Regions from separate parts of the Homo sapiens genome. Here region 1 is linked to region 2. The links are chromatin loops, found by intact Hi-C in ENCODE. Cell type or tissue: PC-9. All regions are shown on one strand.

What was found. Hi-C counts contacts between places; a loop is a spot of excess contacts. Peaks named below come from ENCODE experiments on the same cell type or tissue, not always from the same donor. Only the 100,000 strongest peaks of a DNase experiment are listed, where the experiment ranks them.
Region 1: a loop joins it to region 2, with 5 times the contacts of the local background. A loop is called at or near these places in 6 of 110 quality-filtered maps.

What each region holds. Positions count from the first base shown.
Region 1 is chr6:77,460,450-77,468,449 of GRCh38, reverse strand. It overlaps HTR1B (5-hydroxytryptamine receptor 1B), which reads left to right and starts at 4,959. Exons shown (of 1, transcript NM_000863.3): 1 at 4,959-7,526. The coding sequence starts at 5,047. The coding sequence ends at 6,219. All of the region lies in intron 5 of LOC105377864, which reads right to left. RefSeq lists enhancers at 1,910-1,969, 2,180-2,229 and a silencer at 5,949-6,093. In PC-9, no CTCF peak of the experiment used is centred here; no DNase peak of the experiment used is centred here; H3K27me3 peaks cover 1,061 bases.
Region 2 is chr6:78,831,373-78,839,372 of GRCh38, reverse strand. No RefSeq gene overlaps it. Among named protein-coding and RNA genes, the nearest start is that of IRAK1BP1, 32 kb to the left of the region's middle. In PC-9, no CTCF peak of the experiment used is centred here; no DNase peak of the experiment used is centred here.

The DNA of each region.
Region 1 (8,000 bases), 1.4 Mb after region 2:
CACCATACTCTATGTAACCTTACTTACATTACTTAATAGTAGCTGTAAAATAGAATTTTTTTTTGAAGACCTACGTCTTCAGCCAGGAAATATGTGATTAGATCTTAATTGGGAGCTGGCTCTTCTAGTTGGATCTGGGCTATCTTTGAACCAGTAGTAAGTTACTTGTTGCAAGTATCTGTTCAAAGTAGCAAAGTGTTTATTCATATGGAGATAGGTATTAAAAATGTCTAAGTTATATATATTTGCTCTAAGTTTTGTTTGCATTCTTCCTTAAATAGAAATATGGCTTACATGATATTTGTATCCATATATAGACACATAGGAGAATTACCAATTTTTAGGGATTAAGTTACACCAAACTAACATTTAGGGAATAAAGCACCTGCCTTCATTATTTGGTAAGAAAGACCTCAAAATTTCTAATAAAACAGATGGAATGTAAATACCATGACACAAATATCAGGTCAAAGGCCTAATGTGAGGGCCAATGAATATGGAAAGGGATCTGGGCCTCATATGGTTTGGAAATCCTCAGAATTTGTCCGCAAAAATTACATGTATATCTATGTATGTATATGGTCATTTATCTGAACATTTTCATAGTTTTCATCAAGGAAGTCACAAAGGATGGTAAGAACCAAGTCACTGGGTGGACCTGATAGTTTCATTGCCATCAGTCAGTTCTTTAAGGAATAGTTACTGGAGGAAGTATAAGATAAACCTAGAAATGGGCTGCCAGCACACATTAGGATGGTGCACACATGAGCTGGTGGTCTCCTGCTGCCCGTTTCTGAAGTGAAAATATATATATATATGCTGGCCATAGATGGAGGAAGCAGAATTTGAAAGAAGCAGCAAGACAGGCCTCCACACCAGATTTCTCAAGCAGTGGGATGGTGAGTGCGGGGTTGTATTTTCCTGTATCAAAGGAGAAAAGTGACAGGCGCATGAGTGTTCTAACGTTTTTCTTTCAGCAAAGCAAAGATAAAATCAGGACTTTCTTTGCTCCTGGGCCTGGACCTCTTTCAATAGTTACTCTCTGGATGGAAGACTCTAGGGATGCTGAAAGCAAGACTCAGTCGCCGCAGGCAAGAGAGCTGGCTAGGGCTGACTAAGGTTAGCTGACTGCCAGCTTACATAGAGTTGAGTTGCAATAAATTCCGTGAGATATCTCTTGTGGTTGCTGTAGGCAGAGTATGCTTCCCTTGACAGTGTCCAGTCTGGTTAGCGCTGCGCTTTAAACTTCCCAGCCTGCGCCTCGAATTTGGTGCTGCAGCTGTAGAACTACATCTTCCTAGCATGGGAGAGGGTTCCTCGAGGATTCATTTTTCTTTGGTTCCTCCGCAGCCAGCTCACCGCTAGGATCTGGTTTTGTGTCGGTTCACTGACTTCATTTCAGTTCCAGAGTTATTCTCCACTTACTCAGCTTCTGCCAAACGTACACGTGCGTGGAATTGATAATAAGGGAACCACATTAATTCGCAGTTTTAGTGCCCGGTGTTCATACGGGAGCTTATTTCTACTCAACTAAGTTTTGCTGCGCTCAGGTAATCCATCTCCACCCTTTCCCTTCCGCTACTGATTCCCTCTCTGCTCCTCCCCTGTCAGGTGAATTTCCCCCAAAACTTGCCTGGAGGTTCCTTCTAGCGCCGCTGGGGACTGCAGAGCTGGCACTTGGACCTTACCCAGCGACCCCTACTCCGAAGGGGTGACCCAGGCACAGGCGACTTTACAGGGTCTCTTTCTCTCTTGGGTGTTTCACACACATGCGCCTCTGTGCAAACACCTATGTTTTATGTGTTTTAAAGTGAGAAAGGAATACTTGAAATGCGGAAGTCAGGTTAAGGAAATGGGGTTCTTCACTGAACTCTGCCAACATCCGGTCAATATGATGGCGGTGTGTGTTTAAGCAGCTCTTTACCAAAGAGGGTAAAATCAAACTGCCTACAAGGGGCGGATTCCTCTGGGAGTCTGGGACTCTGCGAAGCAGTGGAGGCATGGCTGGAGAAAGCCACAGGTCCCCAAACCGCTAAAGCCAAAAACCGTGTGGGGAACAAATTTTGCTTTGTTTTTTCTCCGTCCCATGCTCCCGAGCAGAAATTAAAAGAGGAAAGGTCGCATGGAGCTGGTTACATTCCTGTCGGCCTTCCCCCGCTTCCCATCCCTTTAACACTTGTCTCTAATCGTTTCCAGTTCTCCTAGGATAACGGGAAAATTGTTTCCTGGCACCCCGCACTCCCACAGGACACACCCGCAATCGCACACACTTTTGATCCGTCCTGGCCAATGCCCCCACCTAGCGGTTTAAACTCGCCGGCTTTGCTTCCCTCTTCTATGGTTTCTAAGTGAGCGCTGCAGTTGACAAAAATAATTGTTTATCTAGGTGGATGGGGTGGGAGAATGGGAAGGATCCCTTAAAATGTGGTGAAAATGAGGCTTAAGGTTGGTGGCAAAATGCTAGGTGCTAGGACTGGAGGAGAAAAAGAGAGAAGGCTGTGCTTTTATCCTCAGGGTGGCTGCTGCAGCCCAGACCGCATCTAGAGGACGTCCTTGAAGAGCTGCCACCTTAGTTAAAGGAGTACCCTCACTCTCAATGCATGCATGTGTGTATGTGTGTTTTTCTTCAAAACACTTAACACTACAGAAAAGTATAAGTATTAATTATTTACTTGTTCATGTAGTTATTGTCTGTCTCTTCTAGAATGTAAACTGCTGGAAAAGAGGGTCTGAGTCTACTCCCACTGGCCTCCATACCTCGGATGCCTAGAAAAATACTCAGCATAGAGTAGGCACTCTATTTTTTGCCTGCTTGCCTGGTTTAGAGAACCGGGAATTAAGGGAACTTGGGTTTGTGCTTTATTGCCTTGGGTAAAAAGCTCTTCTTTCAAAGGATCTCAATTACTCTTCCTCTAAAACTGGGTGGAGGGATCAGATCAGATAGCCTTAGGTTCTGACACAGAATGATTCTCTTTAAAATATATGTGCGCTTAAACAGATGAATTCATTTACAATGCAGTTTTTATTAGATACACTCTAGGTGCCAAACATGGATCTAGGCTCTAGGAATTCGTAGTGGGGATCATTTAATCCTTCGAGCTGAAAATACCTTGTCCTTTCCTGGAGCTTTTCTTCATACTTTCTGATTTGCATCTCTACCCTACATTTGTTTCTGTTGAGGTCAGAGGAGAAACTGAGGACAGGGGATCCGTCCCTGGTCATGAGACCTAGGTACTGGTATTGCATGCTGCAGCTTATGGCTGACATTCCCACATATTAGTTGAAGGCAAAGGAGACACACAAGATGGTGCTGATGATGGTTCCAGTCCTCCCCGCCCCACCATCCCCCTTTTTTCTTGAATTCTGATGACCTCCTTTCTAGGTAGGCTGTTGGAAGGAACACGCTTACTGGCAACTGTTTTCCAGAGGCACTGAAGCACTGAGCAGCTGGAAGAGGATGGTGGAGCAGAAGGTTTAATTTCACATACAGTTGGCTTCTGTTTGTGATAACTTTTACATTTTCGCAGATAGCTTGTCTTTTTCCCTGTTGACTCATAGTTGAGTGAAAAACACAAATTTCTAAAACTAGATGAAAAAATAGTTTTTATTGTATCAAGAGTTAAGGACGGCAAAGTACAAAATGCAAACATTGGGCCCTCTACAGCGATATTACTGGTGCCTCCTAACCTGGGTGTGGCCATCAGGGCTGGATATGATTTTAGAGCGGAGAGGTCAGAGACCAGGGCTTCCCCGCCTAACACTGGCCTCCTAGGGTGGGAGTGGTAGGCAGGAGCCTAGGGCCAGACTGCTGGACTAAACCTGTGACCATGGCTAAGGACATGGGTCTCACTGGAGGTCAGCGCAGCAAGCTCTGATGTCCGTAGAGGCGAGAACAGGACGCCTTCTTCCCCTGACCAGAAATGCAGCTCCAGGTTGTCAGGGCTGGGAGGATGGCCCAGGGTGGGAAGCGGGGAGATAGGGCGGTAGGACCCGGCGGGAGCTTCCTTGGCCAGGAAAGGAACAGGGCGGGGGGAAAAGAGGGAGGGAGAGAGAAAAAGGGAAGGTGATGGGGAGCGGGCGTCCGCACCCGCCGCGCCGCACGAGTTGCACTGCTCTGGCGGACCGGACCTGGACTCTATATAAAGAGCCCATCTGCTCCGTAGCTCGCACGCTTCTCCCGGGCTGGTGCACGCCGCGTCCCTCCAGCTCCCCCAGACACCTGCCCCTTCCCAGTGTGCCGCGCCAGGTCCTCCAGACCCGCGCACCCAGTGGCATGGCTCCGAGTGGCTCCCGTGGGACCAGGGTGGCGGTGGCGGCGGCGCGGCCCGAGCAGCCGCAACTCCAGCCCCCGTGTCCCCCCTTTTATGGCTCCGTCTCCGCGGGGCAGCTCGTCCGAGTGGCCAGAGAGTGAAAAGAGAGGGAGGGCAGAGCTCCGGCGCGAGGCGCGGCGCAGCGCTGCTCCTAGACTTCACCCCACCCAGCTCTGGCGGCCGCTGCAGCCCCCCAAAAGTGCCCCAGCTTGGGGCGAGGGGTGGGAATGCAAGATCTCGGGACCTCTCGCTGGCCTGCAAGCTTTGGTCTCTACACCTAGGAAACTCCTGTGGGCAAAGTCTGCAGATCCAAAAGCGTCCAGGTTAGGAGACGCTCAGCCTCAAGCAACTGGGGTAAGAGATCCCATTTGGTCAAAGCCTTCTCCTCAAGCAGTACTTCACCCTCCTGCACTAGACGCCTCCAGGGAGCTGGAGCGGAGCAGGGCTCGGTGGGCCAGCTCTTAGCAACCCAGGTCTAAGACCCGGTGTGGAGAGGAACAACCACAGACGCGGCGGCTTAGCTAGGCGCTCTGGAAGTGCAGGGGAGGCGCCCGCCTGCCTTGGCTGCCGCACCCATGACCTCTAGTTTCAGCTGTGAACCTGGGCGGAGGAATAATTGAGGAACTCACGGAACTATCAACTGGGGACAAACCTGCGATCGCCACGGTCCTTCCGCCCTCTCCTTCGTCCGCTCCATGCCCAAGAGCTGCGCTCCGGAGCTGGGGCGAGGAGAGCCATGGAGGAACCGGGTGCTCAGTGCGCTCCACCGCCGCCCGCGGGCTCCGAGACCTGGGTTCCTCAAGCCAACTTATCCTCTGCTCCCTCCCAAAACTGCAGCGCCAAGGACTACATTTACCAGGACTCCATCTCCCTACCCTGGAAAGTACTGCTGGTTATGCTATTGGCGCTCATCACCTTGGCCACCACGCTCTCCAATGCCTTTGTGATTGCCACAGTGTACCGGACCCGGAAACTGCACACCCCGGCTAACTACCTGATCGCCTCTCTGGCGGTCACCGACCTGCTTGTGTCCATCCTGGTGATGCCCATCAGCACCATGTACACTGTCACCGGCCGCTGGACACTGGGCCAGGTGGTCTGTGACTTCTGGCTGTCGTCGGACATCACTTGTTGCACTGCCTCCATCCTGCACCTCTGTGTCATCGCCCTGGACCGCTACTGGGCCATCACGGACGCCGTGGAGTACTCAGCTAAAAGGACTCCCAAGAGGGCGGCGGTCATGATCGCGCTGGTGTGGGTCTTCTCCATCTCTATCTCGCTGCCGCCCTTCTTCTGGCGTCAGGCTAAGGCCGAAGAGGAGGTGTCGGAATGCGTGGTGAACACCGACCACATCCTCTACACGGTCTACTCCACGGTGGGTGCTTTCTACTTCCCCACCCTGCTCCTCATCGCCCTCTATGGCCGCATCTACGTAGAAGCCCGCTCCCGGATTTTGAAACAGACGCCCAACAGGACCGGCAAGCGCTTGACCCGAGCCCAGCTGATAACCGACTCCCCCGGGTCCACGTCCTCGGTCACCTCTATTAACTCGCGGGTTCCCGACGTGCCCAGCGAATCCGGATCTCCTGTGTATGTGAACCAAGTCAAAGTGCGAGTCTCCGACGCCCTGCTGGAAAAGAAGAAACTCATGGCCGCTAGGGAGCGCAAAGCCACCAAGACCCTAGGGATCATTTTGGGAGCCTTTATTGTGTGTTGGCTACCCTTCTTCATCATCTCCCTAGTGATGCCTATCTGCAAAGATGCCTGCTGGTTCCACCTAGCCATCTTTGACTTCTTCACATGGCTGGGCTATCTCAACTCCCTCATCAACCCCATAATCTATACCATGTCCAATGAGGACTTTAAACAAGCATTCCATAAACTGATACGTTTTAAGTGCACAAGTTGACTTGCCGTTTGCAGTGGGGTCGCCTAAGCGACCTTTGGGGACCAAGTTGTGTCTGGTTCCACAGGTAGGTCGAATCTTCTTTCGCGGTTTCTGGGTCCCAGCGAGGCTCTCTCTCCTGGGCAAGGGCAATGGATCCTGAGAAGCCAGAATAGTCCTGAGAGAGAGCTCTGAAAGGAGAAGTGTTGAAACTAAATGTAGAGCTTCCCTGCCCAGGAGGAGGCTCACTTCCTCCCCTCAAGCCCCGGGCTCAGCACTGACCCTGCGGCAGCCAATCCCAAAGGGGGTTGCAACTTTTAAAAATTGATAATGGAAGGGAATCCCTGCCCTGCTTTGGTATCGTGGATAATGCCCACTAGAAGCAGTGTACTTGTAATTGTTGTCTGAAGCCTGTCTGAGACAGATCTACATACAGCCTGGCAGTACTTGAACTAGACGCTTAATGCCCTGTGTTTTTGGGGGGAGAACTTTGTGTTACAGCTTAATTTAAGAACAGTTACTTTGGCATCATTCAGTCTTCACTTTTTGTCTATTTAAACTTGGTTGGAGAAACTTGTGGATTTGGTGCTTCAAACCCTATGTGTGGCTTGGATGGCGCAGAGAAACCTTGAAGAGTTAACAGCAAAATTCTGATGCTGAGATCTCTATTTTTATTATACTTGAAACTATATGGGGGTGGGTGGGTGGGAATGGGAGATGAGGAGTGTTAAACTGAGAATCAACACCTATGATTGTTTGTTTTCTGCAGATTTACAATTTTGTAATTCCTGTTTAGCGATTGTCAAGCCACAACTCTAACAAACAAACCATTATGTGTGCTAGTGCCGAAGTCTGCAGACTGCTTTATTTTTTCTCTTAATTTCATGTACCTGTCACTTTACACATTTAAATCCCCATAAATGAAGGGTATGATGGGTGACTCAGCCCACACTGCTGCTATATTTCTTACTAATGCAATTGGTAAAACCGATTAGTATTGGAAATATACTGTTTCTTAACAAGAAAAGTGTCTTTATTTCTTATCCAATTTAGTGAGATGTGAAGGAGACTGATGACATGGGGATAGTTCTTACACAATTGAGGAATGGGGTGGGGGCAATAGGAGGATGTATATTTTGACTTGTAAAAAAATCTTAAAATGCATGAAACTTTTATCTGATAGTCATTTGCACTCTCCTTCCCATCTGTGATTCCTTGTGTGCTAACATATAAAGAAACCAAGAGAACTATCTTCCTTCTCCAGAAACCTTAAAAATACAGTTAAGGGCCCTAAAAACGATATTGAAAAGAAAATAAACTTGTTTCTTTTTTGTTGTTGTTGTTATTGAAGTTTGGGCAGGAGAAAAGATTGCTAGAAAATGACATATAAGAACTTTAGAAAAGCTTAGAGAAACTAAAATTGAGCCTGTTTTTGTCTTGTTTTTTGTTTGTTTAAAAAAGAAAAAATTGCAGAACCAAACCTCAGACTTACTAACAATCAGGAAACTGGCAAGCTTTTGACCTTTGTAAATTTGTTACCAACCTGATATCTCAATTAATATAATATCTGGAATACTTTAAATTTATCAGTCTTTTCAAATTTCAAGAATACTTAGTTATTTCAAATTTCCTCTGAGAGCTCCCTAATACAGGATAAAGTCATGAAATAAAATATGAAAAAAATGTATATTTTAATAAGAAGTAGCCCTGAGGGATTATCTGCACGGAAAAAAATGTATATGTACAGCATTTAACATGCCAAAGAAAATTCACACTCCTTTCCTCAGAGGGCATTCTGCAGTTGA
Region 2 (8,000 bases):
TTAGCCCTTTGTCAGATGGATAGATTGCAAAAATTTTCTCCCATTCTGTATGTTGCCTGTTCACTCTGATGATAGTTTCTTTTGCTGAGCAGAAGCTCTTTAATTTAATTAGATCCCATTTGTCAATTTGGCTTTTGTTGTAGTTGTTTTTGGTGTTTTAGTCATGAAGTCTTTGCCCATGCCTATGCCCCGAATGGTGTTGCCTAGGTTTTCTTCTATGGTTTGTATGGTTTTAGGTTTTATGCTTAAGTCTTAATCCATCTTGAGTTAATTTTTGTATAAGGTGTAAGGAAAGGGTCTAGCTTCTGTTTTCTGCATATGGCTAGCCAGTTTTCCCAGCACCATTTATTAAATAAGGAATCCTTTCCCCATTGCTTGCCTGTGTCAGGTTTATCAAAGATCAGATGGTTGTAGATGTGTAGTGTTATTTCTGAGGACTCTGTTCTGTTCCATTGTGCCTAGAGATGGAAGTTAGTTCCTGATCTGATAGCCAATTTCAGCGTTTATGATCTTGAAAGTCATAGAGTCTGCCTTTTGTGTATCAATTCTGTTCCAATTTGGATCTTTTTTCCTCACTGGGAACAGTAACTTAATTTCCTTCCGAAATATTTTACGTACTTTCAAAGAAGAACTTGAACATAGCACACGTGTATTTTTTATGTGAAATGAAGCAACTCCATTTAATTTTTGTTCATAATGCTGATATTCCATCTACTGGACAAATTTTAACATCTCTTGGATCTTTCCAGTTTCTCTAAAACTCATTTAAATTTGTGTGATTAGGACTAGACACAAGCCTAGGAATGTTGAAAGGCGAGTCAGCAGTACTCTGATAGTTATTTGTGTATCTCCCACAACCCCACAGATCTTTCAAAATTTAGCTGAAAATTCATCTCTCTATGATGCTTTTCTTGGATTGAGGCCCTCATCTGGTCTACTACATTTATCCTTGTGGCCATGTTTTGGAGACCTTCAGGGTCAAGGTGTATATCTTTGCAATTTTTGATTATATGACCGCTGTCCTATATCCCTTAGCTCCTTAAAATACAATTGGTTTTATATTGATTTGTTCTTGTAAATGACTCTGTGTCCTTTAGCCCTTTCATTTGTTTTCTCTGAATGACATGTAAGCTCATTTTAGGGTCATGGGAGAAAAGGGACAACTCAAGTCTTGTTTTTCTTTAATACTTTTTCTTGGTCTCCTCCCATAACTCCCCAGAACCTTGTATGGATTATGTTTATGGCTTTTATTTTTTAAAGGTGATAGAGTCTGACAAAGACCAGATTTGAAAAGACCAATGACTAATTCTTTTAAAAATATGTGTATTCCTATAAAATATATCAAATATTAATCTGTGGAAAATTCTCCAAATGATATCCTAAAAACCTGCTAACCACTCTACAATGCTAAAGTTGAGATTCTTAAGGAATTATTTATATTATGAGATATTTCTCATTTGTAAAACATATTTGATTCACTTTAAAATCTGCCTGTTCTTTTTCATAATGACCCAATCTTGCCTTGATAGTTACAATTTCTTTAAATATTTTAAACACCCTTATTATAGAGTTACTTTGAGATTGCTCTATTATCTGTGGATCCCTGGGGATGATTTTTTCCATTTGATGTGCCACTCATGGCATTTGCTTTTCCAGCAACTTAATCTTTTATAGCAATTATCTTCTATGTGCCCATGGTTATGAAGGTGTCCCTTTGGGGAGGTTTTATGCTTGTCAGTTACAGTGTCCTACAGAACCTGTTGTAGACCATTTCCATTGGTTTTACTTTTTGAGGTTTCCATTCTGTGTGAATTGTGTAAGGATTCAGACTCCACATCTGCGTACTACGCAGGCCAGAAACTTACTTCTTACAAAAGATTCTAGTTTGGCCCAGGCCTGAGGTACACTGTTTGTATCTGTGCCATGTCTTTGCATTGGTAGGGGATGTCCTCCCAGTTAGACCTTCCATTCCCAGCTTCCAGGTCAGTGCCAGCTCTTGCCTGCACATGTCATCAGGCATCTTCCTTTCTGCCTCTTGGGTGCATTCATTCCAGTTACCTCTGTAAAGTTTGGACTTCAGCTTCTAAGCATTATTATTGGTTCTCTTTGTCTATGGCACTTGAAGATTTCCTTCCTTGCTTTAAGCTTGGCTATGTATTTTCCCTCATATTTTACCTAGCATTATTATATGTTTAGAAAGGGAGGGAGGCTTCCTGCTACTGCTTAGCCCACTCTCTGGACCCAAATTCTTAATTATAGACCAATATTGATCTCATTCTTTTGGCAGACATTGTTTCTTTCCACTATCTGTTCTTCTCTGTAACTTCTTAATTTTGTCACAGTGACTATGCTGAACTAAATACTCATTTTCTCAGCTTCCTTTGTAGCTAGAAATGGCCGGATGAAATAGTTCTGGCCAGTGAAACTAATAAGGATAATAAAGGGATGGGTGCATCTGGCACTCTCCTTTTCACCTTTGTTCCAATTTTGATACCGGACTTAATGTTTAGAACTATAGCAACTCTTTTGTGACTATGAGATGACAAGCATGAGGACAAAGGTCATTGTACAAAGGACAGTAGAATGGGAAGCTGGAAAGAACCTTGAGAATTGATGGCATTGTTGAGAAATAGAATCAAAGGCAACGTACTGCTGCTTGTGGAGACAAACTCTTATTTGTAGAAGCCATGGTTAGTTGGCTGTTTTTGTTACTTGTGAATGAGCACATTCCTAATTGATATATAGCCCTAATAGTTGCAATGTTGGTATTATGTAGCAAAATAAGAGTGGAGAGACTCTCCTAGTGACTTCCAAATTATACTGGGCGATACAGACTTTTGAATAGTGATCAATTTGTGACATGTATTAAACAAGAGTTGTTAGAATTTATAGACAAATCAATACCTATTCAGCCTACGTGCATTGTGATTATTAGATTAAAATACTGGCATATATTTACAGTTGACATTGTCAGCATCAGGACAAACGTCTCTAAGAAAGTCTGTTGACTTCTGTTGCTTTAAAAAAGAGAATAGTACTTTGATTCTGCTTTATTATAAATTTTAAACTCTAGCTTTTGAATTACTCATGCATCTAAATAATACGGTGCTATATAGCATTTTAAATTACAATAAACTGTATATAAAAGATAAACATGACTAGAATAGAAAGTTTACAAAATTAATAGGAAGAAATTAGAAATAATTTCTTATAAATAAATAGTATAATTAGAGTGGGGAATGGAACAATAGATATTTAATTTTTTATGTGATGGGTTTGAAATACAACCTCCAGAAAGTGCTTTTGGTTTTCCTTCATGCATATTCTGTATTGTGTAGTGACAAGACATTACATAAGATGGCAGTAGGAGATTACAAATGTTCCCTCTCAGAGTGACATGTTCCAATGAATTGGCCTGTAAAATATAATAAACACAATTATATAATAGCTGTTTTGGATTGCTAGATTTCATATATATATATAAAATCTTCATTGACTACCCATCACTTTTATAATGGAATGAAGAAAGCTTCTTATTTTTATTTCACATACTTTTTTAAAAAGGATTCATATACAATGTTATATTTCAGTTCACTTTTTTCTGCCCAACTCTCTAAAAACTAAAATTTTGCTTGTTTTTCTAGACTATGACTTAATAGAGTAAGGCAAGGTTTCTTATAATATTTTAGCATTTTATTAAATAAAAAGATATTATTGCCTGCTGTAAACTCATAAAAAGGATATATTTCCAGAGATTAACTATTTCATTATTGTTTTTTCCTACATATTATTGGATTTGATATTTTAAAGATTATGTTATTATTTTTAATCTTAGAAAATTAATCTGAGATGAACTAGGTTTTCCAGGATGTAGTTAGATATAAGAGATTGATAGTAAGCTTTATGTGCTTTGCTGTTTCCAAAAAGATGAATATATTGCTTTGTGCCTCTAACCATTAGAAGCCCAGAAATTAAGATAAGCCATAAATAATGACTGTATATTGATAACAAAAGCAAACATTGGGCACAAAATTTCTAATATTTGTACTGTTTATTATTTTTCTGGAAGAACTTATGCATTCTTTAATGTCAGTCCATAAACACCAGAGGACCATCTGAATGTAGACAACTCTGCAAATCTGCTAAATCAGAGAGGAAAACATCGAATCTATCTATATAGAATCTATGTAGAATCTTGATATAGATTTGTTGTTAAACCTAGAGAATTGAAGTCCATAAACCAATGAATAAATTACCACAGGAGAAACACTTCATTGATGACAAATATGATCTTTTTTAACTATTACTCTTCTTATGTAAAGGAAATTACATTTTAATTCTTCCAGACTTCCAGACTTTTTGACTTTCCAGAATATGAAAAGTTGTGACATTCTTTATATACCTAAACATTGAGGATTTGATATTTTTTCCCTGCTCTGTTGGGATAAATTCTGTACACTTGGGATAAAATAAGGGGCATAGCTTTTGTTTTACAACATCATGCATATTAAACCTAATGTAATTTGTTTATTCAAAATGCAATTAAACAAATATGAAATTATAAACATAAAACTGTTACATAATTAAATTTGATACCTGAAAACTGGTAGATTTAAAAATATGTCAATCAGCAAGTGTTACAAGTCATAAGAGGAAATTGCAGGGTATTATTACTATTATTATTTTAGATATGAAATATGAAATTTTATGTTTATTGCTTTCTGATCATTTAAACCATATGAGTAAAATTTTTAATTATAATGAATAGTTTATTTTACTCTCATCCAGTACATGTTGTTTATTATTTCATGTGTATATGTTAAATATTATCTTTTCTCATCCTAGTCACTTAATTTTTCTTTAAACATTTCATAATGTTATAACAAATTAACTTTTAATTTAATAGTGTTATTCTTCATCAGATTTTGCTAGAGAGTAGTAGAATATTCTTGGATACAAGGTTTTTAAAGTTTTACTTTTTAAAGAAGTTATGTTGTCTCTATTTGTAGCCCTATCGTCAGAGTTTTTATATTCAGATGTCTGTTTTTCCTTTTCATCTAAATTCAGCCTACCCACTGTACCTGTATACCGATTCTTACCCATGCAGCCTGAGTGAGCAATACTCATGGTTCCCCAACAAGCTTCCAAAATGAGTATCCTTCAATATCTACAGCTCTTAGCTGGACGTCTTTTCATAGTGGGGGAATCTATTCTCTGCTGCCCTTTATTTTTGGGTCTTAACTGTTTCCACAAATGCTGAACTAATTCTCTGTCATATAGACAGCTGTCTGTAGGACTCAGCATCTCAGTTACACTAGATCCTAAATATTGTGCAAGCTCTAGAGTTTCTATTCAGCTCTGACCAGCAACTAGTGGCCTTTTAGCAAGGAGCACAGTTAATGCAATAAAGTATCTTGGGGCAGCAGTGGAGTGGGGTTCTGTATGTGTGCCTTCCCATGAAATTGTCCCATGTCTTTATTGTTCAATTGATAAAATTCTCAAAGAGTGACACAAAAACTCTACTTTGAAATGCTTTCTGCCCAGGGCTGCAGAGGCAAAAGTATGCAAATAGTCCTATAGCCTAGCATTTTTAAAAAGATTTTTATTTTAGAAAGGAAATCAGTATATTGAAGAGATATCTGCACTCCCATGTTTGCTGCAGCACTTTTCACAATAGCAAAGTTTTTTTTTTTTTTTTTTTTTTTTTGAGATGGAGTCTCACTCTGTGGCCCAGGCTGGAGTACAGTGGTGCAATCTCAGCTCACTGCAACCTCTCCTCCCAGGTTCAAGTGATTCTTCTGCCTCAGCCTCCCAAGTAGCTGGGATTACAGGTGCAAGCCACCACGCCCAGCTAACTTTTGTATTTTTAGTAAAGACAGGGTTTCGCCATGTTGGCCAGGCTGGTCTTGAACTCCTGACCTTGGGTGATCCACCCGCCTCGGCCTCCCAAAGTTCTGGGATTACAGGCATGAGCCATCGTGCCTGACCAAAAACTATGCTTCCTAAACAGATTTTTACAGGGAGGAATTTGCTACCTGAGAAGACATAGTTCCATCCAGTGGTAACTAATCCAACTCTAATCATATGCTCCGGAATGATCCTATAGTTAAGACATTCAAAGTCAAAGTTAATAATAGCTCTTTCCAGCTAATTCCAGATAAAAACAATCACTTTCAATACGAATTAGCTCCAATGCTCTCTATTAAAAAAAAAAAAGCTAGTGGTTCTGATACTCACCAGCTCCATGACCTTGGGCAAATGACTTAACCTTTCTAAACCTCAGCTCTCTGGTCTAATAATGGCATAAAGATTGGATGAGTTAATGAAAGTAAAAACAGTGCATTGCTTACCACTAAGTAAGTAAATGTTAGCTCTGATTATTATATTATTCAAAGATATAGCCCAAATGAAGTAGTTTCAGAGAATACATGGGAGGCATATTCCACAGGAACAAACTTAAAAAGTAGCTCTTAGGGAAGATCTTGAACTTCCAACAATGACAGGAACACCAAAATGAGAAAGAAAATATCTAGTTTAAAATGTATGAGCATAGATCCAGGAGCTGATGTGAAAGTACTTGGTCCTTTTTGCTCTTTTCAATAGATAGTACACTTAAAAATGGCAGCACTTTGATGGAGAGACCAATGTCACACCAAATCAAATGACCATGTGGTGAACTTGGTAATTATAAGTACTAACAGCAAGCTGGCCAATGGCCAGTCAGCATTTCCATTCCACAGGTGCTCTTCAACAGCAAAGCCTGGTTACATTCCCATTAGTTGTTCACACAGAATGCTCAGACTCATGTGGTTTCTGCCTTGTCAGTCATAAAATGCTCAAAATTCCTGCCATAAAATGGCAGGAATTCAGTGCTGAACTCAGTATAATAAGTCACAGATATTAGACAGTTTCCACAAACTAATTATACTTTCATATTTCTAGTCTTAAAAAAGGATAATTTCTATACAACTGAGAAACATCTGAAAGCCAGTTGGTTGAGGTCTGAAACTCAAACTCAGCAATGCTATCAACCCTGAAAGTATGTGAAATGATTAATGTGGTGTTTCCACAGAGTTTGCCTAGGAAGTAAGTAGCACTAGAATGCCCCATCTGAAAAGGGTAATGATAAATTGGTGGTTTGGGGGAAATGGTACAGTAGGTGCCAAATGTCAAATCCCTGATATGTATCCTGAGGTATGGAAAATTCCTTAGGCTTTTGCTACTGTGAGGATTTGAGAATATTTCTGCTTCCTGAATCTACTTCTGAGGAAATTTCAGTTTCCCTATTAGAGGGACTCAGCATTCATTTAGGGACCATTTGTACTGAGATCACAAGAGTCCTTTCTGGGAACATCAGTCCTTAGAAGAAGGTTTTCTATTTAACTCCTAATTACTTTGCTACACTATAATCCCTATTTCAGTAGGATCACTAAGTTTTGCCAAAGGAAAAAGCCAATATAATCAATAGATTGTAATTAAATTCAAATGCCGTATTTGGGAACTTTGCCTTGAAGGAGGATGAGGAGCTGTTTTCAGGCACAGAAAGCAAGAACAGTTTGGAGATTTGAAAGAACATTCTGTGATTGAACAATGGCAAACAGTCTGGTTTGTTGCTAACACTGGGGCTGGAACCTTGGAGGGAGGCCAGTAAAAGAAAGATAAGCTTCTAGATCTCTGGAACAAAAATGTCAAGCAAAAGCTACCTCCCACTCAAAGCTCTTCTCAACTGTGTGTGCTTTTGCTGTGATTTGCCTTCACAATGCATTCTTCTTGTCAGTTCTGTGCAGCTGTTAACTGAATTATTGTGGTAACTTTGGCCATAAGTGATGGTCTTGGCTAACAGTTACTCGTAATAAGAAGAGATTGGCCAGGTATGTTGGCTCATGCCTGTAATTCCAGCACTTTAGAAGGCCGAGGTGGGTGGATCACCTGAGGTTAGGAGTTTGAGACCAGCCTGGCCAACATGTTGAAACACCATCTTTACTAAAAATACAAAAAGT